Linked DNA regions of Homo sapiens: region 1 is linked to region 2. A link is an interaction called in ENCODE POLR2A ChIA-PET data of the cell type or tissue named here. Cell type or tissue: MCF 10A. All regions are shown on one strand. Each heading gives the region's core, and the rest is flanking DNA. Links, peaks and the distances in the headings are about the cores only. Region 1 overlaps ERG (ETS transcription factor ERG). Region 2 holds the start of LINC02943 (long intergenic non-protein coding RNA 2943).

Evidence for each region. Peaks named below come from ENCODE experiments on the same cell type or tissue, not always from the same donor. Only the 100,000 strongest peaks of a DNase experiment are listed, where the experiment ranks them.
Region 1: POLR2A ChIA-PET joins it to region 2 with 5 read pairs; 1 of 35 experiments calls an interaction of 5 or more read pairs at or near these places.

What each region holds. Positions count from the first base shown.
Region 1 is chr21:38,473,163-38,488,212 of GRCh38, forward strand. All of the region lies in intron 1 of ERG (ETS transcription factor ERG), which reads right to left. Among named protein-coding and RNA genes, the nearest start is that of ERG, 18 kb to the right of the region's middle. RefSeq lists an enhancer at 3,284-3,578 and a silencer at 3,284-3,578. In MCF 10A, for the core only: no CTCF peak of the experiment used is centred there; a DNase peak (open chromatin) is centred at 5,759.
Region 2 is chr21:39,077,068-39,092,117 of GRCh38, forward strand. It overlaps LINC02943 (long intergenic non-protein coding RNA 2943), which reads right to left and starts at 7,466. Exons shown (of 7, transcript XR_001755055.2): 1 at 6,094-7,466; 2 at 4,987-5,077; 3 at 3,682-3,872. In MCF 10A, for the core only: no CTCF peak of the experiment used is centred there; DNase peaks (open chromatin) are centred at 5,824 and 6,764.

The DNA.
Region 1 (15,050 bases), core at 4,103-8,102, 600 kb before region 2:
AAAAAAAAAAAAAAAAAGGCTTAGAGACACGTCAAAAGGGCACAGGAGCTCAGCCAGGTCAAATAAATTCCCAAATTTGACTCACATCACTTCAGCCTCATCTGGATATTACCCACACTCTGCCTAGGCAGGCGAAGCTTCCGTGGGATCCTCTGTCTTTAGTGAATTCTTTCCTTTATCTTGTCCAGCTTTTCATTGCTCTTTCAGAAACTGAGCCCATGGTTTTAAATCTTAATATGACCTTGCATTCAATTATATATATACATATATATATATATACAAAGCTGTTTTTTAAAGACAATTTTAAATAAGAAAAAAATAATTATTTTAGATACCAGAGAGTGGTGAAATAATAATGATTCAAACTTAATCCTCACTTCACGTAGGGGAAATTGACTCAAATCTGGGAGCATCAAAAATTAAGATGCATTTACAAATCCTAGGAGAAGATATCCTTTGTAATCTCAGAGAAAATAATTGAGAGAGGGAAAATTTTTTTTGAAAGACGTGGTTTGGACATATTACTATTTTGTGAAATGAAGTTAAATGTATGGTACAGATATTAAAGTTCACTTAAGTTTTATCTATATAAAGTGTGTGATTTTGGATCTAAACAGGCATAAATATATATATGTGTGTGTGTGTGTATGTGTACATGTTTGCGTACGTATGCATGTGTATGTGTACATGTTTGCGTATGTATGCATGTGTATGTGTGAGCGTATGTGTGTGTAAGTGTTGTATATGTGTGTATGTGTGTGTATATGTATGTGTGTATATAATAGGAAGTAAGTTGGAAAACATGAGCCAACTGACTTTTTTTTCCTTAGACAGCTAAAGAAGAGTGGTTAGAAGTTTACTCACAAGTAAATCTTTTAAGGAGCGTTTACTTCCCAGAAACAGCAATGAGATCTTGGAGGGGCAATTCTTGTCAACTGTGCATCATCAATGGAGTTTAACTGTGAGAGGTAAAACCCATTGTTGGTCCCGACTCCACCAACCCAAATGGTCATATCTGAGGACTTCCTGTGGTTCTCCCGCCCCCACCCTCTCCACGGCATTTACTGCTCCTGTATACCCTGGACTTCTCGACAGGAAATGGCAAATTCCTCAGTAGGAAAGCCAAGAAGTGGGAGGTCACATGGAGACTGGAAGTTCATTGCGTGCAGCCCCTCCAGGTGACAGGCGACACCGCCTCTGCATGTTGAGTGCCTTTGTGACACATGATCTCCTTGTCTCATGACCACAGGCAGCAGGGTCCTGATGAGTGCCCTGGAGAGAACTGTCCTCCCACCCCTGGGTGACACAGAGTCTCAGAAGCCAGCAGAGGTGCTGCACCAAAGGCTCAGACTTTCACCCTGCCTCTCTTCTCCTCAACTCTTTGCCCTAAAAAACATGTGCTTTGAGGGTGTGTTGAAAATCTCACTAAGTCAAATGATGCCTGTGGGGCAGAAATAACCCTTGCTCTGAAAGGGTCACCAAAAAGTCATGAGACTCCTACCTGTATGGAAGGTGGTGACTATATAGCCCTTGTATAAACAAACAAATACGGTGAAAGACTTGGCTCCATTTTTTTTTTTTTGTCTGTTCGTTATTTTTTGGAGAAAACGTTGTGATAAGAAGCCTTTAGCCTACAAAAATGTCTCTAGATTAATGATAATTTATCTCACTTTTCTCAGTGAAACAGATGAATCAAAGAAAGTGAAGCATCGTAGACAATATAGGACCTTCCTGATAACATCTAACATTTAATAACGTGATCACAGCGTGGCGGCTCTAAAAGACATGCACATGTGAATTAATGCATCTAACCTGCACACTAGCTACCATTATGCCCATTTTAAAGATGAGGAAAACTGAGACTCCAAAAATTAAATAAGTTGCCTAGAGCATCTTGCCAGTTAATGCACCAGAATTCTAAGCCAGCTGCCTGGTTCCAAAGCGCATGCCCATAAACGCGGAACATAATGCACCAAATGGCCTAGAACTGAAACGACTGCAAAAATAAGTCAACATATGAGAAACTAGAGAATATATAAAGCCAGCCCCACCATAATCAGTGGCAAGGGATGGGAGATGGGAAGAAGGGAGAAGGGAAGGGAAGCTAAATAATTTCAGTTTTTCTCTGTGCCTTTAATTCCTGTCCCCTGAAGATGACACGCTCATTTTAGTAGCAACCCATGACCAAGATGCATTCCCCAAGCTTTTCGCACCTGACAGAAAGGGACTCGGTGTCCAGGACTGTGCCCGATTACAATCAAAGCAGATGGACCCTTCCTTAGGGTAGGGCTGTTCTTCTGACAGCCTCCTCTGTGAAACTAGATTATAAGAGGATGTGCTGCTCTCAGACACCCTCTGCCTGTCCCCGCCTTGGGGTCCTTGCCTTTGCCATTCCCCTGGTCCGCATCACTCCTCCGAGGCATTTGCAAACCTTGTTCTCACCTTTTCTTTGGGTCTCTGTCTGACAGGCCTTGCCTGATCATGTTCTCTAAACTAGAGGTCCCGCCCCCCGGCCACCTGGCTCTATCATGTTCCCTACCTTCCCTCCTAAGGCTCCTGACTTCCTGCCACACTCTGTCTTCGTTGAGCTGTGATCTATTTGTCAGTCTCCCCCATCTGCATCCCCCTGATTGACAGCACTGAGTGAGCCCAGCTGTCCTGCTGCTCATGCCCCTCAGCACCCATGAGCCTAGTGGGTGCCCAGTAAATCCTTAGTGAGTAAATGAATGAGTCAATTTCCACACACCAAATCCCAAAGGGATAAAAAGACATTGCCTTTCTGCCATTTCTTGGAAGAATTTTTTGAGACAAACTAAAGAAAGGAAGCTACTTGTTATTAAATTTTTAAAAATCTGCCTACTATTTTCAGGCAAATATGTCATGATGACATCTATGAAATCTCTGAAATTAAAGAGAAGCCTGACGTTTCACAGGAATTAAATGAAGTTGCTGCATCACAGGTGCTCCCTGCCACAGGGCTCCGTGTGGCAGCAGCAAACAGAACTCCTCGCTGCTTAGGTGTAGTCCTTAGGAATGAAAATCTGAACGTAGTACGTTAAAAAAAAAAATCTTCAAAAGCAAACAAAGCCCTAAGTGTCGCTGTGTATTATCAGGGCAGGGTCCTCCTCAGAGAGAGGCGGGCTGCAATCGCCCCTACACCTTTCACCAAGTGCCTCGCTTCAGGGGTCCCATTGTCTCCACGTTTAGGTTTAGGAGCCTGGCTCTTCGTAACACCAGCGAAACATGTTCTCCTAAAGATGTTCCCTGAGATACAACACCACTCCGCATTGTTTCACCACATACCAGCATTAATATCCCAGAGTAATCCACCCTCCTCTTAACGGCTGATGACGGCTCCAATGGCCATGCAAAAATCAGTTGAAGGAAAGGGAAGTCTTGTCGGAAATGAGATTAGTCTTGTAACGAGTGTTCAGCCCTGATAACCCATCTGGGCACAGAACTGCTTAAACTGGAGAGCAATTAACCTTCACCCGACAAGCTCTGTCCAACCGTTATAAACATTAAAGAGACAGAATCCTTCCCCCCTCCTTGTAGACTAAACAACCAGATTTGAAATTCCACGTAAACGGCCTCTTTCTGCAGATGTGCACCAACAACAACGTTTAGGGGGAAAAGGTGGGCAATGGCTCTGTTCATAACTCTGGTAACTTTTGGCCTTGGTGTGAGTGGGCTGAGGTTATTAGCGTAAAAATTAACTGGAGGTATTTCCAATAAAATCACCAGGTTTAGGGGACTGGACATAGTTGCTTTCATGCAGAAACCCATGTGTCCTATAGGAACACAACTTGATGCTTGAGAGATTCTTTTTTCTTTTCTTTCTTTCCTTTTTTTTTTTTTTTTTTTTTTTGAGACAGAGTCTCACTCTGTCGCCCAGGCTGGATTGCACTGGTGCGCTCATGGCTCACTGCAACCTTGACCTCCCCAGGCTCAGGTAATCCTCCTACCTCCACCTCCCAAGTAGCTGGGACCGCAGGCGAAGGCCACCATGCCCCACTAATTTTTCTGTTTTTTGTAGAGACAAGGTTTCACCATGTTGGCTAGGTTGGTCTCGCTCAAGCGATCCACCCACCTTGGCCTCCCAAAATGTTGGGATGACAGGCGTGAGTCACTGCGCCTGGACTTCTTTTTTCAACAGTAGAAATATTTGCACTGGGCTAGACTCTCACTCACTCCCAATTCCTCTCTTCCGACATTTGCATGAGTGATGCTGCTTGTGGTCACAGAAGGGAGATTTTTTTTTTAATCTCCGAGAAGTTATTGGTTTTCATGGGGAGCAAACCTGTGATCTTGCCTTTATCAGCATTTGCCGTAACCAGTCGAGTTAACCAAGTTGGGCCATGTGAAATACCGAGTGGTTAGAGAATCTACCAGGAAACCTACTGTTAAAAATAACTTTCACAACACTGAAGAGAAATAGCTGAGGTCACTTAATTTATCACTCAGGCATGAGCTTTCTTTAGCATCAGTTCATGCTGAGCCATTGGCTTGTTTATGGACATGATACTAACAATAAATAGGTAAAGGGTAAGGGCCCTATGACATAGAGCTGGCTACAAACCAATGTGGGGTACACAATATGCCTAGCATTTAAACAAGAAAAAAATGTAAAGTACATGCAGAAAGTCATATGAGGGAACCAAACCTCTATGTTACTGACCTGTTAATGTGACTGCAACTCAGATTTTTTTAAATAGAAAGAAAAAAGGAAAACATATATTTAGCATGTCCTAAACAAATTTATCTCCCCAAGGTTTTAGTGCAATCTTCATGATGACCTGAGATAGCTATCAAAATAGTCCATCCTAACATTCGATCTTATCTCTCCCTTGAACCCAGTTTCTCTTTTTCCAGTAGGTAAGTCATAATACTCCAGGCCTCAGAGACGTGTTTGCACACAACGAGGCTGAGCCTATCTCACTTATAAGGATGACATATCTCACTCATGCTGGACTCCAGACCGGCCCCAATAACAGTTTTGGAGAGTGGCATGGTAGAGGATGTGTGTTACATGGGAAGTACTACTGTACCCTGGGACAAGATATCCTGGCAACAGGTCTTGTTTTCATGGTTTGCATTTACATGCTTAACTGTTCCTTTTCCTGCCTTTGTAAGACTAAGAAAATCCTTACTGTACAGAGAAGGAACTGTGAAAATAGAGCAAGTGGGACTGACTCTCACATTGCAGGGATATGCACCATCTCCATTTTTGCAGCCAAATTAGATGCAAGCCCAGGATTCCACTGGCCTGGTTCTCCCAGGAACACTGGGAGTTTCTTGGTGTCTTAGCTTGAGGTGAGGTGAAGATGGGCTATGGGCACGTGAGCTGACCAGTTTTTCATCCTGTGTGCATTGGACGTAGACAAGGGCACACACAGACATGACAAGAATCCATGACCTAGCTCCTAATGTAAATCTTCTTTCCCAAGACAATCTTGCAGAGCCCTCATGGTCAGTGATAAGAGGAACTTCAATTTTTATTTGGAATCTGACCCATTTCATAAGAATGAGTAACACCTGAATATTTAGGTGCAGATATCAAAGACAGAAGACAAAAAGAAATCATAGTGTTTGACAATAATATTAGTATAGGATGCCGTTTTATGAGTTCAGTCTTAGGACTGTGTAGGTGCAACGTGAAGACTTTCCTGAAGACAGCCACATGAATCATTTTTCATAGGATGTAATCACCACTGTCATCCATTAGTCCAGGCTTGACACATAGAATGGGGGTGACTGGCTGCCTAAGTAACAAACTCCCCACGTGTGCTTCTGACGAACTGTGTGGGCTGCCCTAAGCTTTTGCATGTCTCGACACTTACCAAGTAAAATGATGAGATAAGGAAAACCACAACATCATACTCAGTATCTTGTGAAACTGAAATGGTTGCAGAGTAAACACTTTGCCTTACAGTGATTTTATTTTGACTATTATGCTGGATTTAACAATATAATGGTTAATATCCATGCTATAAAGTTTTATTTTTTCATCAACAAAACTAATTGCATTGGCACTTTCAAAATGTTGTTTGCACATAAATGATTTATACTTAAGTATGAGTGTAACAATCTTGCCATCAGGACCTGGTCTGTTGGGAGATATCAGTGAATGGAGCCTGGCTCTTCCAATGGGCAACCGTTGTTTGTTGGTGAAGCTGCCACCCTTGAGACCTGCCTGGTCTCCTTCCCACCTGTAGCTGGCTAAGTAGTGTCTCCCCACAATTCACGTCCACCTGGAACCTCAGAATATGACCTTATTTAGAAGTAGGATCTTTGCAGATGTAATTAATGATTAAAATGAGATCATAGATTAGGGTAGGTTCTAAATCCAGTGAGAGCATCCTCATAAGAGGCTGAGCAGGACACACAGAAACATAAAGAAGAAGGTCGTGGGATGACAAAAGCAGAGACGGAAGGGATGCATCTACAGCAGTCTCCCCTTATCCACGGGGGACACACTACAAGACCCCCAGGGGATGTCTGAAACCTCAGACAGGACTGAACCCAACTGCCATTAACTGGAACACTTTCTGTTCCATCCACAAATGCAATACCTTTTCCATCTTAACTAAGCACTTACTATCCACTGTGGTCATCAGTTTTGCAGTTTGAGGTGCAACGGCAAAACAAGCACAGATTTCTTTTTATTTCTTCAAACTTCAAAGACAGAAGATTCATTCTTACTGTACATCTTAGCAACCACAGCATATGATCTTTTTCCTTGTAAGTACAGAACTTTCACCTTTTCACTGAAAGAAAGCACTTTACGGCTTCTCTTTAACATACCCGGAATTGCCAGGATCAGTCCTCTTGTGCCTTGGGGCTACTACTGAATAAAAGAAGGGCTACCTACACATAAGCACTGTGATACCGTGACAGTCGATCCCATAACCAAGAGGGCTACTCGGTGACTAACAGGCAGGTAGCATCTGTAGCATGGATACGGTGGACAAAAGGGGAATTCATGTCCTGGGTGGAGCAGGGCAGGATGGTACAAGACTTCATCATGCTACTTAGCATGGTGAACAATTTAAGACGTATGATTCATTTATTTCTAGAAATGGCCATCTAATATCTTCAGACAGCAGATGAAACTGCCAGAAACCATGGAAAGTGGAATCGCGGATAAGAGAGGACTACTGTCCAAGCCAAGGAACACAGGGCTTGCAGGCAACCCCCGGAGCTGGAGGAGGCACCAGATGCATCCTTCCTCACAGCCTCCAGAAGGGACCAACCCAGCCAACACCTCGATTTTGGATTTCTGGACTCCCAAGCTATAACAGAATAAATTTCTCTTGCTTTAAGCCACTAGGTTGTAATAATTTGTCACAGCTATCCTGAGAAACTGGTAACAGTACTTGTGGATGCTGTTTTTAACAAAAATTTTGCCACTTTAGGGCACTATATGGCCTTTTTTTTTTTTTTTTTTTTTTTGCCTTATAGAGTTAGGTCAATTTCCAAAAGTGCTGGAGTTTATGCCAAGAATTAAGTGACTCCCTGGTTGCAGTGGCCAAATAGCCTGAAATTTTCAAAGTAATACTAATTTTGCAAAACTTTTCATGTAAACTCCTTTGCCTGACCATGCCCTAATTTTTGTGATTAGGAAAATCTGGCTCTTATCCCACTGGAGGAAAAGTGTCTAGTTCATATTCTAATGGAAATCATCACTTGGGAGGTGTTTTGACAAACATCTCTCAGTTTTGTTTAAAAATTATGTTAGAAATTAAGAAAAATAACGAATGGAAAACAAAATCTAATTTTTGGTATATTTTCCTGCTAACATTTGTGGGCAAATTAGTTAAATTATGATTGTTTCATGCATACTTACTCCTCCAACAGCATCCTAGCTCTCTTAGGAGTTCCTTTTAATTATCCTAAAAACAGTTAAGAGTATACTGAGCCAAAATATAATTAGGTTGAGAAACAATGAACTCCTAAATGACCAATCAAGTTTTTTCCAACATTTTAATTCTCAAATAAAGGTCATTTCCTTTTATTTGACTCCTTAAAAACTAGATTATAGTTCTTCTAGGAGAGGAACCAAGTCAGATTTCTTTTAATCACATACATTGCCAAATGCATGCTTTACTCAGGGAAAGATTTCAATATGCATCATTTATTCATGCATTCATTCATTCAGGAAACAGAGTAGCACTTTACATGCGGACGCTGTGGAAACAATGGTGATATGAATTCTTAAATGATTAAAGAAACAGTCCACTAAAAATCTTATCAAGATAATAGAATACTTCAGATTTTATGAAAGATTACATTTTCATTGGCCTATATATAATGTTTTAACCAGTAAGGCTCACTAAGTTAAATAATATGCTGGATAATCTTAAATTTACAGAAGGGTTTTCAGTTTTACTATTTGGCTTAGATAAGCTGGTAGTTACTTGCTAAAATTAATCTTTATTATAAAGCAGATCATCTTGAAACTGAATACAAAAACAAACGTAGCTATTATTGAAAATGTTATGCTATCTCATATCCATTAGAGATGTTATTTATATAATAAGTACTGTGTTGTAATTTGCCTGATTCCAATGAATACAGAAACCCTCAGTGTGAATCAATATACTAGACACCAGCAGACATATTTAAAAGATTGCTACAGTTTCACTGACATTTCAAAGAGGTGACTGTAGTAACAAAAGAAGAAAAATGAATAGTCCCTATCATAGCACATTAATACAACTTGTCACTAGTTCATGTCCAGAAAGACTTATTATATAATAGATTGTCAAAGTTGAATATTTCAATGACCCAATGCAAATCCTGGATAAATGCTGGTAGGTGTTGCTGCTCAATAAAAATGAAAGTGGTGTTTGGTTTTGCTCATCAAGGCAAGTGTCATGTAGCAAAATGCAGGCTATGGGTTGCCTGGAAACTGTATTCCTGCTTTTAATTTACAAGTGAAACATTCCCATCCATGGCCTGGAAGGGACCATCATGTACTCGGCAGCACTCATTAGATTCTGGGCAGCCCCCGGTCATCTGACCTTCCCAAACATAGGGAAAGGACGTGGATAGACATTTTCCCAAAAAGACATAATAATGAACAATGGGTATACGACAAGGTGCCCAATATCACTAATCATCAGGAAAATGCAAATCAAAGACACAATGAGGTATCACCTCACGCCTGTTCAGATGGCTATGGTCAAAAAGACAAGAAATAGTAAGTGTTGGCGAGAATGTGAGAAAAGGGAATCCTTGCAGACTGTTGGTGGGAACATGGAATGTTGCAGACACTGTGGAAAAAAGTATGGAGGTTCCTAAAGAAATTAAAAATAGACCTACCATATGACCCAGCAATCCCTTTTCTGGGTACTTTCCCAAAGAAATGTAATCACTATCTCGTAAAGATACCCGCAGTGCCATATTCATTGCAGCATTACTCACAATAGCCAAGATATGAAAGGAACCAAAGTGTCCATCAATGGATGAATACATAAAATAAATTGTGGTGGATATATACAACGGAATATCATTTAGCCTTTTTTTTTTTTGAGATGGAATCTCAGTCTGTTGCCCAGGCTGGAGTGCAGTGGCATGATCTCGACTGACTGCAACCTCTGCCTCCCAGGTTCAAGTGATTCTCCTGTCTTAGCCTCCCACATAGCTAGGATTACAGGCACCCACGACCACACCCCACTAATTATTAAATTTTTAGTAGAGACGGGCTTTCACCATGTTGGCCAGGCTGGTCTCGAACTCCTGGCCTCAAGTGATCCACCTACCGTGGCCTCACAAAGTGTTGGGATTACAAGCGTAGCCACCATGCCCGGCCCATTTAGCTTTCAAAAAGAGATTCTGCCAATTGCCACATTATGGATGAATCTGGAGGACGTTATGCTAAGTGAAATAAGCCACACACAGAAAGACAAATACTGCATGATCTCACTTATATGTAAAATCTATAACAAACAAACAAACAAAGACTCAATGGGGAAATGGGGAGATGTAGGTCAAAGAATATAAAGTAGCAAATATGCAGGGTGAACAAGTCTAGAGATCTAACGTACACCATAAGGGATATGCTTAATAATACCGTGCTGTGCTGTACTTGGGATTTTTGCTTTAAGAGTAGATTTTAGGTGCTCTTGCCCCACAAAAAAAGAATGTGTAACCATGTAAGATGATGGATATGTTAATTTGCCTTCACTATCAGAACCTTATCACCATCTTCATGTATATCAAAACATCATGTTGTACACCTTAAATATATAAAATAAAACTTTTAAAAAATAAATCAAAAAGTCATAGTTCAAACCACTCTTTTGGAAAAGTATGGATTTGTTAATATAAGTGGTATATAACAATTGTATATGCATCTGGGGAAAATGGACTCCATCTTTCATGATATAAAAAGCAATTCTCGGCCAGGCATGGTGGCTCACGCCTATAATCCCAGCACTTTGGGAGGCTGAGGCAGGTGGATCACGAGGTCAGGAGATTGAGACCATCCTGGCTAACACGGTGAAACCCCGTCTCTACTAAAAATACAAACAAACAAACAAACAAAAAATAGCCGGGCATGGTGGCACACGTCTGTAGTCCCAGCTACTCGGGAGGCTGAGGCAGGGGAATCTCTTGAACCCCGGGAGAGGGTGGAGGTTGCAGTGAGCCAAGATTGCACCACAGCATTCCAGCCTGGGCGACAGAGTGAGACTCTGTCTCAAAAAAATAAAAAATTTTTAAAAAACAGCAATTCTTTGTGATTTTAATATAGGGTGCCAGCCACATCACTGATTCATGCACTCACTCATGCATTTGTCATGCAGGAAGTTATTTATTCATTTATGAAATGGACATTTACTGATAGCCTGCTTTTTAATAGGCACCATCAGCATGACTGAAAGGTTACATGACAACAGCCACAGAACTTAAGGCATAGAACTTTAACAACACACGTTTTGAGTTACTGGTCTTGACGCCTGGCTAATTTTTTGTATTTTAGTAGAGATGGGGTTTCACTGTGTTGCCCAGGCTGGTCGTGAACTCCTGAGCTCAGACAATCCACCCGCCTCAACCTCCCAAAGTGCTGCAATTACATGTGTGAGCCACCGCGCCCGGTCGGGGTTCTATAGATTCTTAATCATGATTAACCAGCAATATGATAATTCAATAGATCCCTGCTCACCTCCCCTAAAGAATGTGCCACTCTAAGTAGTTGGTTCAAAATAGCTTGACTTTTTAACCTCTAGATCCACTCCAGAGAACAGTGGTCTCTCCCCATTGCACAAACACATTCATTTATTTAACAGCATCACCCAAAGCATAAGAATGGGAGGAAACAATGAACGTCCTTCATTTCTCCAACTTTAAATTATCAAAACTACTGATTTTCTGGGCTCACAAAAATGCAGTTGAGTTCAGCTGTTGAAAGTTTGGTTAACATGTCAGTTGAGCCACCAAATGGAATAACAGTTGTAACTCTCTTATGTTTTCTCTACTGTCCTCAAAGGAATAGCATGAGAACAAAGCAATTAGCATACATTCAGGAGTTGCATAATGATGTTTTGGACAATGACAGACTGCAGATAGGACGAGGGTACCATAAGATTATAATGGAGCTGAAAAATCTCTATGGCCTAGTGACATACAGCTGTAGTAACACTGTAGCACAATGCATTTCTCACATGTTTTTGGTGGTGCTGGTGTACAAACCTACTGTGTTGCCAGTTGTATAAAGTATAGCACATACAATTCTGTACAGTACATAATAGTTGATAATGATAATAGTTGACTATGTTATTGGTTTACATATTTACTATACCATACTTTTCATCATTATTTTAGAGTGTACTTTTTCTATTTCCAAAAAAAAAAAAAGTTAATTGTAAAACAGCCTCAGGCAGGTCCTTCAAGAAGGATTCCAAAATAAGGCACTGTTATCGTAGGAGATGACAGCTCCACACAGATTATTGTCCCTGCAGACCTTCCAGTGGCACAGGGACAAGATGTAGAGATGAAAAACAGTGATATTGATGATCCTGACCCTGTGTAGACCTACGCTAATGTATGTGTTTGTGTCTTAGTTTTTAATAAAAAGTTTAGAAAGTTAAAAAAAAAATAGAACAAAGCTTATTGAGTAAGGATATAAAGAATGAAAATATTTCTGTACAACTGAACCACATATTTGTGTTTCAAGCTAAGTGAGTACAAAAGAGTCAAAAAGTTTAAAAAATTAATAAGTAAAAAAAGTTATAGTAATCTAATATGAATTTACTATTGAAGAAATGTTTTAATAAATTTAGTGTAAATATACAGTCTTTTTTTTTTTTTTTTTGAGATGGAGTCTCGCTGTGTCACCAGACTAGAGTGCTGTGGCGCAATCTCAGCTCACTGCAACCTCCAACTCCCTGGTTCAAGGGATTCTCCTCCCTCCGCCTCCCAAGTAGCTGGGATTACAGGCATGCGCCACCATGCCCGGCTAATTTTTGTATTTTTAGTAGAGATGGGGTTTCACTATGTTGGCCAGGATGGTCTCGATCTCCTGACCTCGTGATCCGCCCACCTCGGCCTCCCAAAGTGCTGGGATTACAGGCATGAGCCACCGCGCCTGGCCAATATACAGTGTTTATAAGTCTACAGTAGTAGATAGTGATGTCCTAGGCTTTCACATTCACTAACCACTCACTGATTCACCCAGATCCACAGCCACTTTCCATCCTGCAAGCTCCATTCATGGTAAGTGCCTTATACAGGTGTACAGGTGTATCATTTTTTTCCCTTCTTAATAATAATAATTATTATTATTTTGAGATGGGGTCTCGCTCTGTAGCCCAGGCTGGAGTGCAGAGGCATGATCTCAGCTCACAGCAACCTTTGCCTCCCAGGTTCAAGCAATTCTCCTGCCTCAGCCTCCTGAGTAGCTGGGACTACAGGTGCGTGCCACCATGCCTGGCTAATTTTTTATATTTTTAGTAGAGACGGGATTTCACTGTGTTAGCCAGGATGGTCTCCATCTCCTGACCTCGTGATCTGCCCGCCTCAGCCTCCCAAAGTGCTGGGATTACAGGTGTGAGCCACCGCACCTGGCCTCTACTGCATTATTACTATACCTTTCCCACATTTTGATACATAAAAACCATTGTGTTAAGTGTCACAATTGCCTACAGTATTCAGCCTGGTCACATGCTGCACAGGTTTGTAGCCTAGGAGCACAGGCTACACTTATAGCCTGTAGCCTACGTGTGCAGCCGGCTATGCCATGTACATTTGTGTAAGTGCTCTTTGTGATGTTTGCACGATGAAATCATCTAACAACTCATTTCTCAGAACTGACCGGGCATGGTGATGCATGACTGTGTAGGGAAATACTTTCACCCCTTTAGAAGAAGCTATAAATAACCAGGTATAAATGCAGGATTCCTTTCCAAAGACAAATACTGGAAACAAACACAATCAAGGAAGATAATTGATTACTTCAAAAAAACAATTGAGATATGAGAGTAAATTAAATAAGAAGACTGTGACTAGGATAAGTAACCAATAACAGCCCATAACAGCTAACATTATTATTATTGTTGTTATTATTATGAGATGAGGTATTTTGCCAGGTTGCCCAGGCTGACCTCAGATACTGAGGCTCAAGAGATCCTTTGCTTTGGCTTCCCGAGAAGCTGAAACTACAGGCAGCTGCCAGCATGCCTGGTCTGCAATTTACATCTTTTGTACACTACAGCACGTTACTGTTCAAAGCACATACAAGTATTAAGCTGCTTAATCCTTGCAACACTACCAAGAAGTAGGAGTTATTATCATGACTGACTCTCTTCTACAGATGAGGAAACGAGGCACAGGGAAGTGAAAGGCGTGGTGGGACAGGGACCTGCGGTCTGGATCTGCTTCATATAGAGAAACTGGGTTCTTAAGAAGGAAAATGGGCCTTAATTTCTAAATCGTAACAAGTTCAGCCCTCACTCCTCTTTTTTTTTTTTTTTTCACTATCCTGGAAAAAAAAAAGAAGTGGATAGAAAGGTACTAATAACAATGAGTTTAATTTCTCAAATTTTATTATTCTTTAAAAAGGATACATTGGTACAGGAGTAAAGACAAAAAAAATCAAAAAAGAATCGAGTATTCAAAGACCCTTGATGGTGTAACATCAATTATTTTAATTTTGTTTTTAAAATTTTTATTTTCTAAACTCCTATAATAATTGTTTTTCAAATGGGGAAAAAGAACGAAGTTTTTATTACTGCCTTTCTTTCTACAATATATTATTCAATGGAGATACTGAACCTGTATTTGCTACAGGCTAAAGAAAATAAAATAAAACAATCCCTAGCCAGGCAAGGGAGATTTTCAGAGAGGATGCCAACAGGGTCCTATCCCATCAGGCATCCATGACAAATCTGTCTGCTGTCTGGTCCTGTAGCATCACCCAAATGTGGTTCAGGCAGCACTGGAAACAATACAGACTCAGGAGATCAGGGAAGTCATTTTGCAAAGAAGCAGAAGTGTCAGGAGGTAGCACCTGTAAGGATGAATGCTGGAGCTGTCTCATGGAGTTTCACAGAAAGGTAACAAGCTGCACAATGACTGTCTAGGGGCAACAGATACATAGGAGGAAAGCAGTCTTCATTCAAACAGGATACTGAGATTGACATAGTGTGTCTTCCAACAAGATAAGCAAAAGTATGTGAAGAAATGAGTCCCTAAAGGAAAATATCTCTTTGGGCAATTTCACTTCAATTCAATTTCATGTTAAATACAAAATACATATATTGAATATGTGGATAAAATCACTAGAATATATTCGTGCAATAACATCTACGTGAGACATGACAGCATCTCACCATGTCTGGCAGTCTCTCGGGGTCAAATGCAATCTCTGCCCCCCACCTGGCAGTCATCGGCACTTATGGAATAGGCCAGGCAGAAGGCTCTGTTAGATACTGCCTTCTTCCCTTCGCAATGCACTGTCCCAGACTTCCTGGGGTGAGAGAAGTGATTGTCTATGAGAGCTAGCTTGGAGTGAATGAAAACAGCATTTAAGAGGCTCAGCATTTTCTGAT
Region 2 (15,050 bases), core at 4,824-8,823:
CATAAATGCATTATGCACAGATACAGCATAAATGTGGGGATGGGGGGTCACAAGTGGCTGGTGCATCAAGGACTCCCAGGCTGTAGGTGACACTCTGGGATGTCATCATACCACTTAGCACCCCCATTATTCTTTTTAATTAAAATGAAATTCACATAATATAAAATTAATCATTTTAAAAGGAACAATTCAGTGGCATTCAGTATATTCACAATGTTGTGCAACCACCACCTCCATCTAGTTCCAGAACATTCCAGCACCCCAAAAGAAAGTCTCATACCCATTAAGCAGCGATTCCCCATTCTCCCTCCCCCATCTCCCACCCTGACCCTTGACAACCACTAATCTGCTTTTTGTCTCTTTGAATGCCCCTATTCTGGGCATTTTATATAAATGGAATCGTACAACATGTGACCTTTTGTATCTGCCTTCTTCGACTTAGCATAATATTTTCGAGATTCATCCAGGTTGTAACGCGTGTCAGTCCTCCATTCTTTTTTATGGCTGAATAATGGTCCAATATATGAAAAGACTACATTTTGTTTAACCATGCCTCCAATAACGGACATCTGAGTTGCTTCCACTTTTTAGCTATCGTGAATAATGCTGCTACAAACATTTGTGTGGAACTATTTCTTGAGTGCTGTTTTCAGCTCTCTTGGATATATACCCAGGAATGGAATTGCATCTTCATCATGATATCCTCTCATTTTTCCAGCCTTTATTCTGAATCTTTTTAGAGGTCAAGGAAAGCAAACTTTTCCTGTAAATAAGCAGATAGTAAATATTTTAGGCTTTGCAAGCCAGGTGGTCTCTGATGCAACTACTCAACTCTGCCTTTGTAGCATGAAGCAACCACAGACAATCCATAAAAAGTTTATTGTTCTTCAATAAAATTTATTCACAAAAACAGACAAAGGGCCAGATTTGGCCCTCAGGCCGTGGTTTGCCAACCCCAGCTCTAGGACAAGCCCAAGTGGATGCAGCCTCTTCCAAGTGCCCCGTTTCACAGGAGAGGCACCTCCTCCAACCTAGCTTTCTATTGCCAGTGAGGATGAGCAAGGGAGACGGACTTAGCCTGTGGCAGAAGAGTTGAGGAACTGCCTTTAAAACTGATTATGAAATATGTGAAATCTTGGGATGTGCTTCTGCTATGAAGAGCAGCATTGTGCTCTCTGTTGATGTTTAAGAGTTAGGCTACCATCTTTCAGGTGGTTTTTGAGAATAAAAGTTTGATGAGTACCTTGACCAATCTCTTGGTGTCCTTTCAAACATTCACCCTTTCTGAGATTTATCAGGGGAGAAAGGGTCGCTCATGCTCAAAAGCTCATTCACCCAACAAGCATTTACTGAGCCTTTACTGTGTGCAGGCACTATACTAAATCCTTGGTATTTAAAATGATGCATTCCTGGAGGTTTTCTTTGGCAAGTTGGCTTGGATACCTCTAGTAATGGGGAGCTCACTACCTACACAGGGCATCCTACCCCATGGCTGCGCAGTTCTTTGCTCCTCAGAAGTACCTAAACCTCACCAGTATGCTTACACACCTCCCTCCCACCAGTCAAATATCAACAGGCACCCCCACCATAAACAGGTACACAGAGAACAGGTGAGGAAATGAGGAAATAGCAAGCAAACAAACAAACAAAGAAACACTGACGGCAACTTTTCTTACTCCTGGTATTTCTAAAAAGCAGAACAAAATCAATTTCACACCCAAGACATCTTGAAATGTTCCCAAACTTGGGCAAAGTTGACAGCTGAATTCTAAGGAGCTGCTTCCCATTAAGAAGAGGATATTAGGAAAGAAAATTATCAGAACTCTTTGTTTAAACTATGGTCTCAGCCAGGCACAGTGACTCAGGCCTATAATCCCAGAACTTTGTGGGGCCAAAACGGGCAGATTGCTTGAGCCCAGGAGTTAAAGACCAGCCTGGGCAATGTACCGAGATCCCATCTCTACAAAAACTTAAAAACTTAGCTGGACATGATGGGGTGAACCTGTGGTACCAGCAGCTACTCAGGAGGCTAAGGAGGGAGGATCGCTTGAGCCCAGGAGGTCAAGCCTGCAGTGAGCCATGACTGCACCACTGCACTCCAGCCTGGGCAACAGAACACAGTGAGACCCTCTCTCAAAAAACAAAAACAAACAAATAACCTTGTCTCCAGAAGAGGCAAATGAGAGGCAGGACAGCACAGAGACGGAAAACTCAGGTCTTGGGGCCTGGCAGGTCTGGGTTTGAAGGCCGCTCTTTCCCCCTTTAGCTGAGGGACCTGGTGCATGTCATTTCTTAGAGGAGGCTGAGTTTCCTCAACTGTAAAACCCGGTTAGAATAGTACCAGTTTCATAGGATGGCTGTGGGATGGAATGAGACACGCCATCTGTAGTGGTCACACAGAGCCACGAGCTATTAGTAAGTCAGTTGGCCTTCCCACCTGGCCACTCTCTTGCGGCTAAACAGAAGAAGGTGCAGAAACACCACAGAGATGGCTCATAAGTGCCACGTGGGGCTATGGATTCAATTAAAAGAAAAAATAAAGTCTGGAGGAAATGGAGGCAGGCAGAGGTCAGGGACAGGAGAAAAGGCGAAAAAGCACAAGTGGGGCACCCAAATGCGGAAGCCACTAGAAGCGGCGCCCCAACCCCACCCCTGCAAGAGCCTCCAAGAAACACTTGGCTGCGTCACAGGCTTCACCCCTTCCCGCCCACACGCCTGCAAGATCCTGTTCTCAAGCTGCAGTCTTTGCAGAGTCGCAACCCACGAACAAGTTACGAAATCCATTCCAATGGCCGCAGCCGGCAATGGACAAACATGAAACTAGAACAGGTCAGAGTGCATAGCACATCTGGGGGAAATACTGTATTGTTGAACCTTTTCAGTAATACGCACATGTGTATACCTGCTTATGTCATCTACATAAGGATACAGGCGCACTTACGAAGACTAGAATCAACAATGTCAGCGTGCAGTGTGCATAGTGTATGGTAAGAGTAAGTACTGGTCGGGCGCGGCGGCTCATGCCTGTAATCCCAGCATTTTGAGAGGCCAAGGTGGGAGGATTTGATGAGAACAGGAGGTCAAGACCAGCCTGGCCAATATAGTGAGACTCTATCTCAAAACAACAAAGAAAAAGGTGGAAAAAAAGGAGTATTATTCAGATAAACCTTTCCTATTATATATATGTATACGCAATGTATATATCATACATTCACACATATACACATATGTACGTATGTATATATATATACATTCACACATATATACATATCTACATATGTATATACACACATCCACACATATATACATATGTACGTATGTATATACATATTTTGTTAAATTGTTTTTGGTTTTACACATATGTATATGCACACATGTAATAGAACATGGGCTTCTTGCTGTCAGTTACAGCCAGGGAGATTGAAGCCGCTGGCTAAAGCACCCTTCAGGAGCAGCTCTCAGGGCTCTGGGAGCCCCTGGCAGCTCTATCCTGTGGCTCCACCGTGCTGCCAGGGAGAGCGAGCAGGGCAGAGGCCAGCCAGCAATGGCTTTCCCTGTGGGGAGCAATGGGATGTTCATCTATTTCCTGAAGAGGCCAGGGCATAACATTAATTCTAAATGGAACAATTAAATTCCAATTAAAAATCAATTTTAAAATGTGAAAAAGTAATAGGTACCAACCGATGTCTCTTTGCATCCGTGAGACTTTCCTGGTCCCCTATGCCAAAGTTATAAGCAAAGCTCGCACCAGAGAAAGTTCCGATTTTTCATGAACCTGAGTCAGATTCTCTGGAACCAAAGATTAGAGTATTGATTCTTCCAGCATTCAGCACATCTGATAGCACCCAGGGGGTTATAAATGGCAACAAATCCTGTGAAACATCAGCCCAGAGAATACCGTCTTTATTTTACAACACTTACAAAGAGATCCCCTAAGGTTTATTTTAAAAATAAATAACATTATAAAAAGCAATTTTAGTCACCAGCCTGTTACAGCAAAATATCTGAGCCCCAGAATCCTAGGCAGACATCATCACCAGCCCGTGTGTGATTAGGAAAACGGGGTCTGGTGAGGGTGGCGCCCCACTCAGTTGAGAGGCTCCCCTCTCAATCCCTGTCCATTTATCCTGCTGGGAGCTCTGTGGTTTGGGTCTCTATGTCTTCCTTTTTTTGAGGTGTTCAATTTTTCCCCAAGTCAAAAGGGGTGGCATCCTTCTAAGTCACCAGCTAAGAACATCAAAAACCCCAGGGCTCCATGTCCTGCTGAAGGTCAGGGCGAGGTCTCCGCCCCTCAGCACCAGCCCTCACTCTCCTTCCCCCTCCATAAGAAGGAGGGCCAAGTGCGGTGGCTCACGTCTATAATCCCAGCACTTTGGGAGGCCAAGGCAGGCAGATCACGATGTCAAGAGATCGAGACCATCCTGGCCAACATGGTGAAACCCCATCTCTACTAAAAATAGAAAAATTAGCTGGGCATGGTGGCGCGTGCCTGTAGTCTCGGCTACTCGGGAGGCCAAGGCAGGAGAATCGCTTGAATCTGGGAGACGGAGGTTGCTGTGAGCTGAGATTGCGCCACTGCACTCCAGCCTGGTGACAGAGCAAGATCCCATCTCAGGAAAAAAAAAAAAAAAAAGAAGGAGGATGAGAAGGAGAAGGAGGAAAAGGAGGAGGAGAAGGAGAAGGAGGAGGAGAAGGAGAAGAAGGAGAAGGAGAAGAAGGAGGAAGAGAAGGAGAAGAAGGAGAAGGAGAAGAAGGAGGGGGAGAAGGAGAAGAGCACAGGTGCCAGGCAGACATTCCTGGTAGGGAAGCTCTCATTCGAGGGGTCTAATCACAGACCCCCAAAGTGTCCTGTCTGTGGACAGAATTCCAGCAGTCTGGAACTTGCATAGAGAAACTATGACTTTTTTTTCACTAATCTCTAGCTGAACATTAGCACTTCCTTCCATCGTGAATGTACACAACAAGCCACAGAAGCAAAAACAGTACCTGGTACTTGGTCACCAGTTAGAAATCACAGCTACTTTCATATGACACTACATCTGTTCCAGGAATCTCAGGATAGCGTTCATGCCCATCACTACATGGAAATGAGAGTAGTTATCAGGACTGTTGATGGATCTATGAAAAAATTAATTTTTTTTAAAGAGCACAAATTAAAAAAAAATATTTGGGTAACTATGTATCAGTGTAATTGATTTCCTTTGTAACCCAGAGTGTTTTCTTTTATACATTTAAAAGCATTCTCCTAATAAGGGGTCCATAGAGGTCATGGCACCCAAAGAGGAAGGAACCCCTACCCTCATCAAAAACTCAGCTCACGGGGCTGACACACACAGGAGACCCCTAACCAAGGCTGTGGGCCAAGTGGGTGCAGACTCCGAGAGAGGCTGCGGGGAGATGGCTGCTCCTCAGTCATCCATCAGCATCTTCACCACATTCACACTTTATAATAACTAAACTGACTCAAAGCGTTTTGTGGAGCAGAAATGGATGATGATAAATGTTTTATTCTCACATAACAGTTTACGGACGGTACGCAAGCCACTGCACTAGAACCCCACAACTGCTAGGCTGGCAAGCTGAGTATGTTGTCATTTCTTAAATAAAGAAACTGAGACGCAAAGGAATGTAATGCTTTGTTCAGAGTCATTGAACCCACCTGCCGGTGGCAGAGAAAAGCCTCACAGCTGTCTTCTGACGCCAAGTCCCGGCACCTGGCTGGGCTGCCGCTCCAGGTGCGGGCATATACTGCGCATGCGCTCTGTGCTGGCCTCCCCACCCCTCCCCCGTCCCTCCGGCCCCGCCTTCCACACCCCTGTCCAGCCCCCTGGTATGAACTTAGGTGCATGGGACACCCTGTGACGACGATCATTAGGACAAGTATGCACTTGCTTATTGGCCTGGGAGTCCCTTGGCTTCTCACAAGCTTGAAGCGCTGCGCCCCCATTGTCCCAGTGCTATGACAAGCCATGCAAAGGTAAACAATAACTAGTGGTCACAAGGCGGGACAGTCCACTTTCCCCAGAATATCTGCAAAAATGCATGCCAAAGGTAGTAAGCCATTTCCATTTTCCGACCCGCTGCTGCACTTACAGTCCTCCTGCTCCTCCAGCTGGGTCTCCCAATAAAATCCAACGCCTGGAGAGGGAAGGTTCTGGCTCCTGGCCCGTCACTGGGCTGGCCTGGATGGTGGCCTGGTGATGCCGGGGAAGCCAGCTTCATCCACGCCAGTCCTCTCATCTCCCCGTGCAGGGAGTAGAAAGGACACTTTCCTCCCATCTCCCCGTGCAGGGAGTAGAAAGGACACTTTCCTCCCATCTCCCCCGTGCAGGGAGTAGAAAGGACACTTTCCTCCCATCTCCCCGTGCAGGGAGTAGAAAGGACACTTTCCTCCCATTTTTATGGATTCAAAAACAGAGCCCACCAGTGTGTGTGCGAGCCGGGTTGGCACCTGAGTCCCCACCCCACCCCTTGGTTCAATGTAGGACAAAGAGGGCTCACGGGCTCCACGCCTGCTGCATGAGACTGAATTATCCTTCCTCTCTGTTTTACAGTCATGATTGCCCTGCAAAAGAACTTTCCGGCAAAAACAGCCCTTCGTCCTCTTCCCCCGTCTTCTGACCTCTCAAATTTCCCTCCAGTTTCTGGAACTTCTTTGAAGGGAATCTCCCTAAACTACTCGTCACAAAATTACATGGGGTGGAGCTGGAACATTTTTGTTTAGGATGCAAGATCCTGTTTAAACTGCACTCTGTTTTGCAAGCTCTGGTGTTTAGCCTCTCTATATCTCCTGGGCTTGTGGGGGTGGGGCAGGGGTGGGAGTGGCGTGACTCACTGCAGCAGGTTGCATAAACCTTATTGGTGCAAGATGAGTGAGAATTCAGGTGCACATCTTTGAATGACCACCTGCATATCATCAGCCCTTGGATAGCATCTCTACTTTCTTGGGAGATTGGAGGTAAGGATACAAAACACCACAGAGACTCACCGAGTCTCTAAGCAAAAAAGAGTCAACAGCAGCTGAATGTTGGTGGGCAGGGACACCCTGTGACGTTCAGGTGAAGTTCAGGACCCAGCCCTGTTGAGTTTGAGCAAGGTCAACATTTTCCTAACATCTTCTGGGTATTTCCACAGTTGAGAATACCAAATGATGTGGGCAGCTTGCTGGGTGCCAAGTACAACATGACGGACCCACTTACTGGGTCCATTTACTGCCAAGCCGGGCACTTACTGGGCCCACGCTAGTGGCTGTACTGCTGTGTGGCCAGACCTGGCTGTGGGAGGTGGGAGGTAATCAGGGCTTCACAAAGAGAGAACAGACATTTCCTCCACAGTGAAGGAGGAGCTGCCACTCCCACCTTCCCTCCACCTTCTGGCCAGTGTCTCTAACATGCTCAGCACAAGTGTCACCTGGGGTGCCTGCTAAAGATACAGGTTCTAATGGCTGTAATCCCAGCACTTTGGGAGGCCGAGGCAGGCGGATCACAAGGTCAGGAGATCGAGACCATCCTGGCTAACACAGTGAAACCCCGTCTCTACTAAAAATACAAAAAATTAGCCGGACACAGTGGCGGGCACCTGTAGTCCCAGCTACTCAGGAGGCTGAGGCAGGAGAATGGCGTGAACCCGGGAGGCGGAGCTTGCAGTGAGCTGAGATCACGCCACTGCACTCTAGCCTGGGCAACAGAGTGAGACTCCATCTCAAAAAAAAAAAAAAAAAAAAATACAGGTTCTAGACCCTGTCCCACAGCTACAGAAGCCAGCTTCCCACTCTGGGCAGCTGCCATTCAACAAGCACCCCCATATGCCCGTGGTTCTCGAGTACTGATGGGCATCAGAATCTCCAGACACTTGTCAAAATCCACGCCTTTACATTTACCCCAGTCTATGAATCAGCATCTCCAGAAACCAGGCCAGGTGATTCTCAGGCATCTAAAGTTTGAGATCCTACTTTGGATGAGTGATTTTCAAAGTGGAGTCCCCAGACAAGCAGCTCCTGTGTCACCTGGGAGCTTGTTAGGCACATTCTTGGGTCCCACCCCAGACCTCCTGAGTCAGAAACTCGGGATGAGGCCCCACCCTCCAGGTGAGAGCCACTGGAGTTAGACTGTGAGCTTCCCAAGGCCATGCACTTGTCCTGGTCACAGCTTAGAGTGTGGTACTTGGTGCTGAGTCAGCACGGGGGCTCTCCCTGGCTTCTAAGAGAAGTGAATGAGTTTTCCTCACCACTGACTGCCCAGGACACCCCATCTGGGCCAGAAGGAGCTGCCTGCTGTCTCCTTCTCCCAGGGGCCAGAATACAGCTCCTTAGGCACCTGTATTTGCAGGAAAGGCTGCTGTATGGGGAGAGAGCAGGCCTTGCCCTCAGTTTGGCTAACTTCTCACAGCTCCAGTTTCATCTATCTTGCTCTACCGCTGCAAAAGAATTGCCCCATGCCTTATGCATTTTGCCTCAGAGTCCCAGGAGTGCAATGTCCAATGTGGGGTGTGCTTTCTCTACTAGCTTAAAGTACAGAACAAATACCCCTCTGCTCCTATATGAACATGAACTGTTCATTCTAGTGATGGCTCTGAACAAAGCCGGGGGTCCCCTTTAAGTTGGCTTGAACATTTGCATTTCTGTTCCAGTCCTACTCATTTACAGATAACACACGGAGCCCTCCAAGCCCTTGCCACCCCTTTCCAGTCCTATTCCACTCTTCCCTCACCCTTCCCAGACCAGCTCAAGCACCCCTCATCCAGGAAACTTCCCCAGCCCTTTCCAGCTCTGGCTGATCTACCTGCTCTCCAAAGGTGAAGAAGCCGTTGCCTTCAGTGAGAATTTGGCACTTTGGGGCTCTCTTGAACCTTTGTCTTATTTCCCCAATAAAAGTGATAGTCCGATCAGGGCAGGGTCAATATTTATTGTCTTATTTTCATTCCGTCAAATTACTCAGCACCCCAGAGAGTTTTGATCATGAAGGTGCTCAGTAAGTGTTGGATGGCAGCATAGAGGTCAATCACAAAAGCAAGAAACCACACAGCCACTGCTGCAGATGAATGTCTCTGGATCTGCCCACACCCTTAGAATGGTTCCAGATCAACTGGGCGTCTGTCCAGCAGCCTAGGAGTGAGCTTTGGATCCTTTACAAAAACAAGAAGGCAGTAGCACCCCCTGAAAACCATGCCTTACAGTTAACCTGCCTCTAAGGTACAGGCCCTTCCAACCTGCTGTTTAGCAGGGAGAAGGGGGCCAGGCATGGTGGCTCATGCCTGTAATCCCGACACTTTGGGAGGCCAAGGCGGGTGGATCACTTGAGGTCAGGAATTTGAGACCAGCCTGGCCAACATGGTGAAACCCTGTCTGTACTAAAAATACAAAAATTAGCCGGGCATGGCGGTGCACACATGTAATTCCCAGCTACTCAGGAGGCTGAGGCAGGAGAATCACTTGAACCAGGGAGACAGAGGTTGCAGTGAGCCGAGATCAGGCCACTGCACTCCAGCCTGGACAACAGAGCAAGACTCCGTCTCAGAAAAAAAAAAAAAAAATAGCGGGGAGAAGGACCTTGGATTTGGCTTCAACAGACCTATGTTCAAATTAATCACTACGTATTATTAATATCAAAATAACTGTTAACCTACAGCTGACCTCAGCCACTGCCCTCTGCTGGCCCACTCTGGAGGGATCTGGCTCTGCACCCCGGATTTCTGCCCTTCCTGCACCCTCCCAGGAGGACGCTGCTCCTACCCTATGTTGGGGGGCATTTGAGTTTGGAGATCAAGGAGAACTGCGAAGAGAAGAGAAGAAGAGCTTCAGTCATGGCTGGAGGGAGGCATTGGAAAGGAGGTCAGAAGGACGCAGTCAGAGAGTGTGGGAAAATTGGAATGCCGGAAGAAGGAGAAATGAAATGAGAAGGGGTGCTGGGGATAAGTTGGATCCCCTTTAATATACTTCCAGAAGTGCAAATAAATGATGGGATTTCCTTTACATTGATCTTCAATGATCAAACTGTGCTTCTTAAACTAAACATGATTCTCAGAGACAGTCACGGCTGCAATGCGGTTACAATGATGAGAAGCCTTTCCTGGCCCTGGAGCTAACTACATCCCATGCAACTGGCCCCGACATAGGTACTGCTGTCATAATGACCTTGCAGGTGGGGACAGTCAGGCAGACAAGAGGTTGCCCTAGGCCCCACAGCTGGGCAAGGCAAAGCCCAAAATAGAGTTCATGCTGGTGCCAGGTCAGTGCTCTCAGACACTCATGTCCTGTCTCTAGGCAGGGCCAGCCCCTCCCCGTGCAGGGCTCCAGCCAGGCTCTCACCCCCTTCCTTAAAAGTGAACCGGATCCAGGACCAACAGCTTGAGACAGCACTCTGGGAAGCTGATCCCCAAGTTGACGTCTGAGGCTCAAATTCTCTCTGATTCAACCCCACGAGGAGCCAGCTGGGGTCTGAGCCGGGGCAGCAGGGACAGAGCTGCCGCCGGGGGTCTGCTGCCAGCGGGCATCGCCGAGGAGGGCGCAGCCTGCGGGCTGGATAGAAACCAGACAAAGGGCACTCCAGGCCCACCGGGCCGGCCATCCGGAGGGTCTACAGCTAATTAAGACTGAAGGGAGCACTGAATAACCCTTTTGTGGATCAAAAGCACTCTGTTGGAAACCCAGCTGACAACTCCAACAAAACTGACTTCATGGTTTCTTATGAGAAAACTGTGAATACATCGAGGACTGAAGAAGCGCTTTGTTCCAGACCTTCGTGGGACCACCAGAGATTCAGATTACAAAGCGGCCCTGCCCGGCTGCAACAAACAGCGCCTCGCTGAAGCCAAGGCTGTCTCGGTGTAGGAAAGCCAGAAATAACACATTACACTGAAGCCGGGGCATGGTGTGGCCACGACTGCTCGCTCATGTGCTTCATTTACAGAAAAGGACACACACACCCCACCACAATCCGATTAGAACCAGACAAGACTGGAAGGCTGGGCACAAATCACACTGAGCCCCTCCCCCAAGAGGGTCTCCTCTGAGCCTGTATCAGGATGGGTTCTTCGGACATTTAAAGGCAACTGAAAATACAAAGGCTCCTTTCACTTCTGCACTCCAGGCTGCTCTCGGGCATCACCCAGAACTTCAAACACGCCCCATGCCAGGATCCCAGCCCCAGGGACTGTAATGTAATTGACCTCGGTGCAGCCTGACGTCAGCATTTGTAGGAGCTACCTGGGTGTCGTGAGTTGGATGGTGCCCCCTCCCAGAAGATATGTCCACCCAGAACCTCCAAATGTGACTTGACTGGAATAAGGGTCTTTGTAGATATCATTAACCCTTTTCCCACTTGCCCAAGAATACTCCCCAGCAGCATTTACCCCAAGATAACTTTGCTGCAAAATACCTTGCTTTTATTATTATTTTCAAATCGCTCTAGTGTATTGACTTTGGAAACAAAACACATCATTCCATTTATAGCATTCTGGTTTTAGTAGTGGTATTTCCATTTACAAAACTATAGTAATTCTCGAGTGCTGAAAATGTCAAATCCTAGAAAACGTCGCATTCCTGCACGTGATGTTAACATTGTTCTTGAAAACAGTTATTGGCCAGAGATTCATTTGATGAATCCGATTCTTCCGAAACAGATGATTCTGATGATTTAGACGATTCTGATGTTAGTTCTGTGCAGAAATAACTCCAAGAACAGTTTTTGTATTTTATTTTCACATTGAAAATCCATCAGATTTGCTTCAGCCTCAAAGAGCATGTTTATGTAAAAAATGAGTACTGGCAGTGAGCTGCACTTTATTTTCTAAACGGAAAAAGGGTGAAGGTAAAGATCTCTAGATGAGATCATCCTGGATGAGGGCGGGCCCTAAATCCAATGACTCGTGTCCTCATAGGAGACAGAAAAGGAGATCCTGCAAACAAGGCCGTGTGAAGACAGAGGCAGAGACTGGAGTGATGCTGGTTCCATACAAGGAAGGCCAAGGATGGAGGTCATGAGGAACAGGAGGGAAGCCTGGAATACATGTTCCCATGCAGCTGCCAGCAGGGGCCACCCTGCCCACACCTTGACTTTGGCCTTCGGAACTGTGAGGGAGCAAATTTCTGTGTTCTAAGCCAGCGGTCCTCAACCTTTTTGGCACGAGGGACCAGTTTTGCAGGAGGCAATTTTTCCACACACGGGGGGGATGGTTTCAGGATGACTCAAGGGCATGATGCGTATTGTGCACTTTATTTCTATTATTATTACACTGTAATATGTAATGAAATCATTACACAACTCACAAGAATGAAGAATCAGTGGGAGACCTGAGCCTGTTTTCCTGCAACTAGACAGTCCCATCTGAGGGTGATGGGAGACAGTGACAGATCATCAGGCATTAGATTCTCATAAGGAGCGTACCGCCTAGATCCCTCACAATTCATAATAAGGCGCAACCTCCTATAAGAATCTAACGCCGCCACTGTTCTGACAGGAGGTGGAGCTCAGGCGGTAATGGTCACTCGCCCACACTCGCCTCTTGTCCATACTGGTCCATGGCCCGGGGTTGGGGACCCCTGTTCGAAGTCACCCAGGTTGTGGTGGTTTGTTACAGCAGGCCCAGGGAACTCATTCAGCAGGTGGATTTGGGTGGCCCTAATCTAATAAGACTGATGTCCTTATAAGAAGAGGGGATTAGGACACAGACACACACAGAGGGACAACCCTGTGAGGATTCAGGGAGAAGAGGCCTTCTACAAGCCAAGGAGAGAGGCCTCAGGAGGAATCAACCCTGCCCACACCTTGATCCTGGACTCCAGCCTCCAGAACTGGGAGGAAACAAATGTCTATTGCTTAAGCCACCAGTCCGTGGTATTTTGTTAGGTGGCCCTCACAGAGTCATACACTAGGTACTTGCTGTATGTGATTTTATCTGATCCTCATGGCAATTTTCTAAGTTGTGTTTAGGCCCTGCATGGTGGCTCACACCTGTAGTCCCAGTTTGAGACTACAGGAGTTTGAGACCAGCCTGGACTACATAGTGAGACCCAATCTCTGAAAAAATTAAAAAGTAGCCAGATGTGATGACACATGCCTGTAGTCCCAGCTACTCAAGAGGCTGAGGTGGGAGGATCACTTGAGCCCATGAGTTTGAGGCTGCAGTGAGCTGTGATTGTGCCACTGCACTCCAGTAGCCTGGGCAACAAAACAGGACCCCATCTCTAAAAAAAAAAGGAAGTTGTTGTTTTATTATTATTCCCTTTTTGCAAATGAGGAAAATAAAACTATAAAAGGTTAAGTGGCCCATCCAAACTCACATATACGGTAAATGTCAGAGCCAGGATCCAACCTGGCCTATCTCAGGCCACAGCTGGCACTAGGGCCCCTGGTTCTAGGTGGCAGCCCCTGGACACAGAGGCCTTCAAAGACTGGGAAGTGCTCCCTCTGAGCGGGCAGTCCAGAGCCGGTGATGCTCACTGTTTTGCTGCCCTTGGGCCTAGAACAGAGGGCTTTGCACGTCTCTTGCATTGTCTCAGGGCTGTTTAGTCCCAGGTTGAGGGTAAGAGGAAGGAGGAGCCCCCAAAGCCACAGTTGGGGTTCTCAGTGGACATCCGGGGGCAAGAAAACCTCCAGAAGGTGCACCTTCCATCAGCAACCTGGGAGGGGAAAGATACGTTTCTATGAAGAAAAGATGCATTCACTTACAACAGGAACTAGATTTAGTTCCCTTTAATAAGAACAACACTGCCCATATTCAATATTGAAATAGGCTGTTTTTCAGTATTTTTACCCAGAGTAGCTAATTTGATCCTCAAAACACACCAGCAAAATAAGTAAAGGAAGAATCTCTCCATTTTATGAGAAAATCTCAGGCTCAAAAACATCTGTGTTTGGCAGGGTGCAGTGGCTCACGCCTGTAATCCCAGCACTTTGGGAGGCTGAGGTGGGCGGATCACCTGAGGTCAGGAGTTCGAGTCCAGCCTAGCCAACATGGTGAAACCCCATCTCCACTAAAAATACAAAAATTAGGCGGGCGTCGTGGCGGGCGCCTGTAGTCCCAGCTACTCGGGAGGCTGAGGCAGGAGAATTGCTTGAACCCAGGAGGGTGGAGGCTGCAGTGAGCCGAGATCATGTCGCTGCAGAAATGTCTGTGCTCTCTACATCAGCTTCGTCCCTGCAAAACAGCGGTAACACATCTGGCCTCCCGGGCTGTGAGGAAGACAAAATGAGGCAATGGACCCAATGCACAAGCATGGCTATCACCAAGTAAGTGCTCAGTTAAAGGCCACACATGACAATGTTGTGCCCAAGGTCTTAGCACTAATTAGAGACAAAGACAGGACCAAGCCCCCTGGATTCTAGAACTTCCTGTACTCAGCACAACACTCTCTGCACCCCGCCTTTTTTATGAAGTTGATTCATGAATTCAAGAACAGCCCAACTCAGATGGTCACACTCCCCTGTCCCCTCTCCTCTCTCAGGCCCAGCCCCTGGACACTGACCTCTCCCCACTCTGCTCCTCCTCCTCCTCCTCCCAGCCCCGTCGTGGGGAAGGCAGGGCAGTTCCCTGGCATTTGGCTGGCTCCTAAGTGTCAGTTGAGTGATTTCATGAATGAGCAACTACCCTGATTACTCTGATTACTCTGAAGGTTCAATTTTGATTTTTTAATTTCTATGTCTCATAGTTAGTATTGCCAGTAAGAAACACAAGCCTGATTTATAGATTAAAAGACAAATCTTCTCCATGGCTCAATAAATACTGACTCGTGAACACAAGATAAATACCACTTAGTAAGATCACTGTATGAACAACAAGAGGTTGAACATATACATTAGAGACGCAAGCTAACTCCCTGTGTTGAAAAAGTAGGTCATTTTGGCAGTGCACTGTGGCTCAGGCCTGTAATCCCAGCACTTTGGGAGGCCGAGGCGGGTGGATCACGAGGTCAGGAAATTGAGACCATCCTGGCTAACATGGTGAAACCCCGTCTCTACTAAAAATACAAAAAATTAGCCGGGCGTGGTGGCACGTGCCTGTAGTCCCAGCCACTCGGGAGGCTGAGGTAGGAGAATCGTTTGAACCCAGGA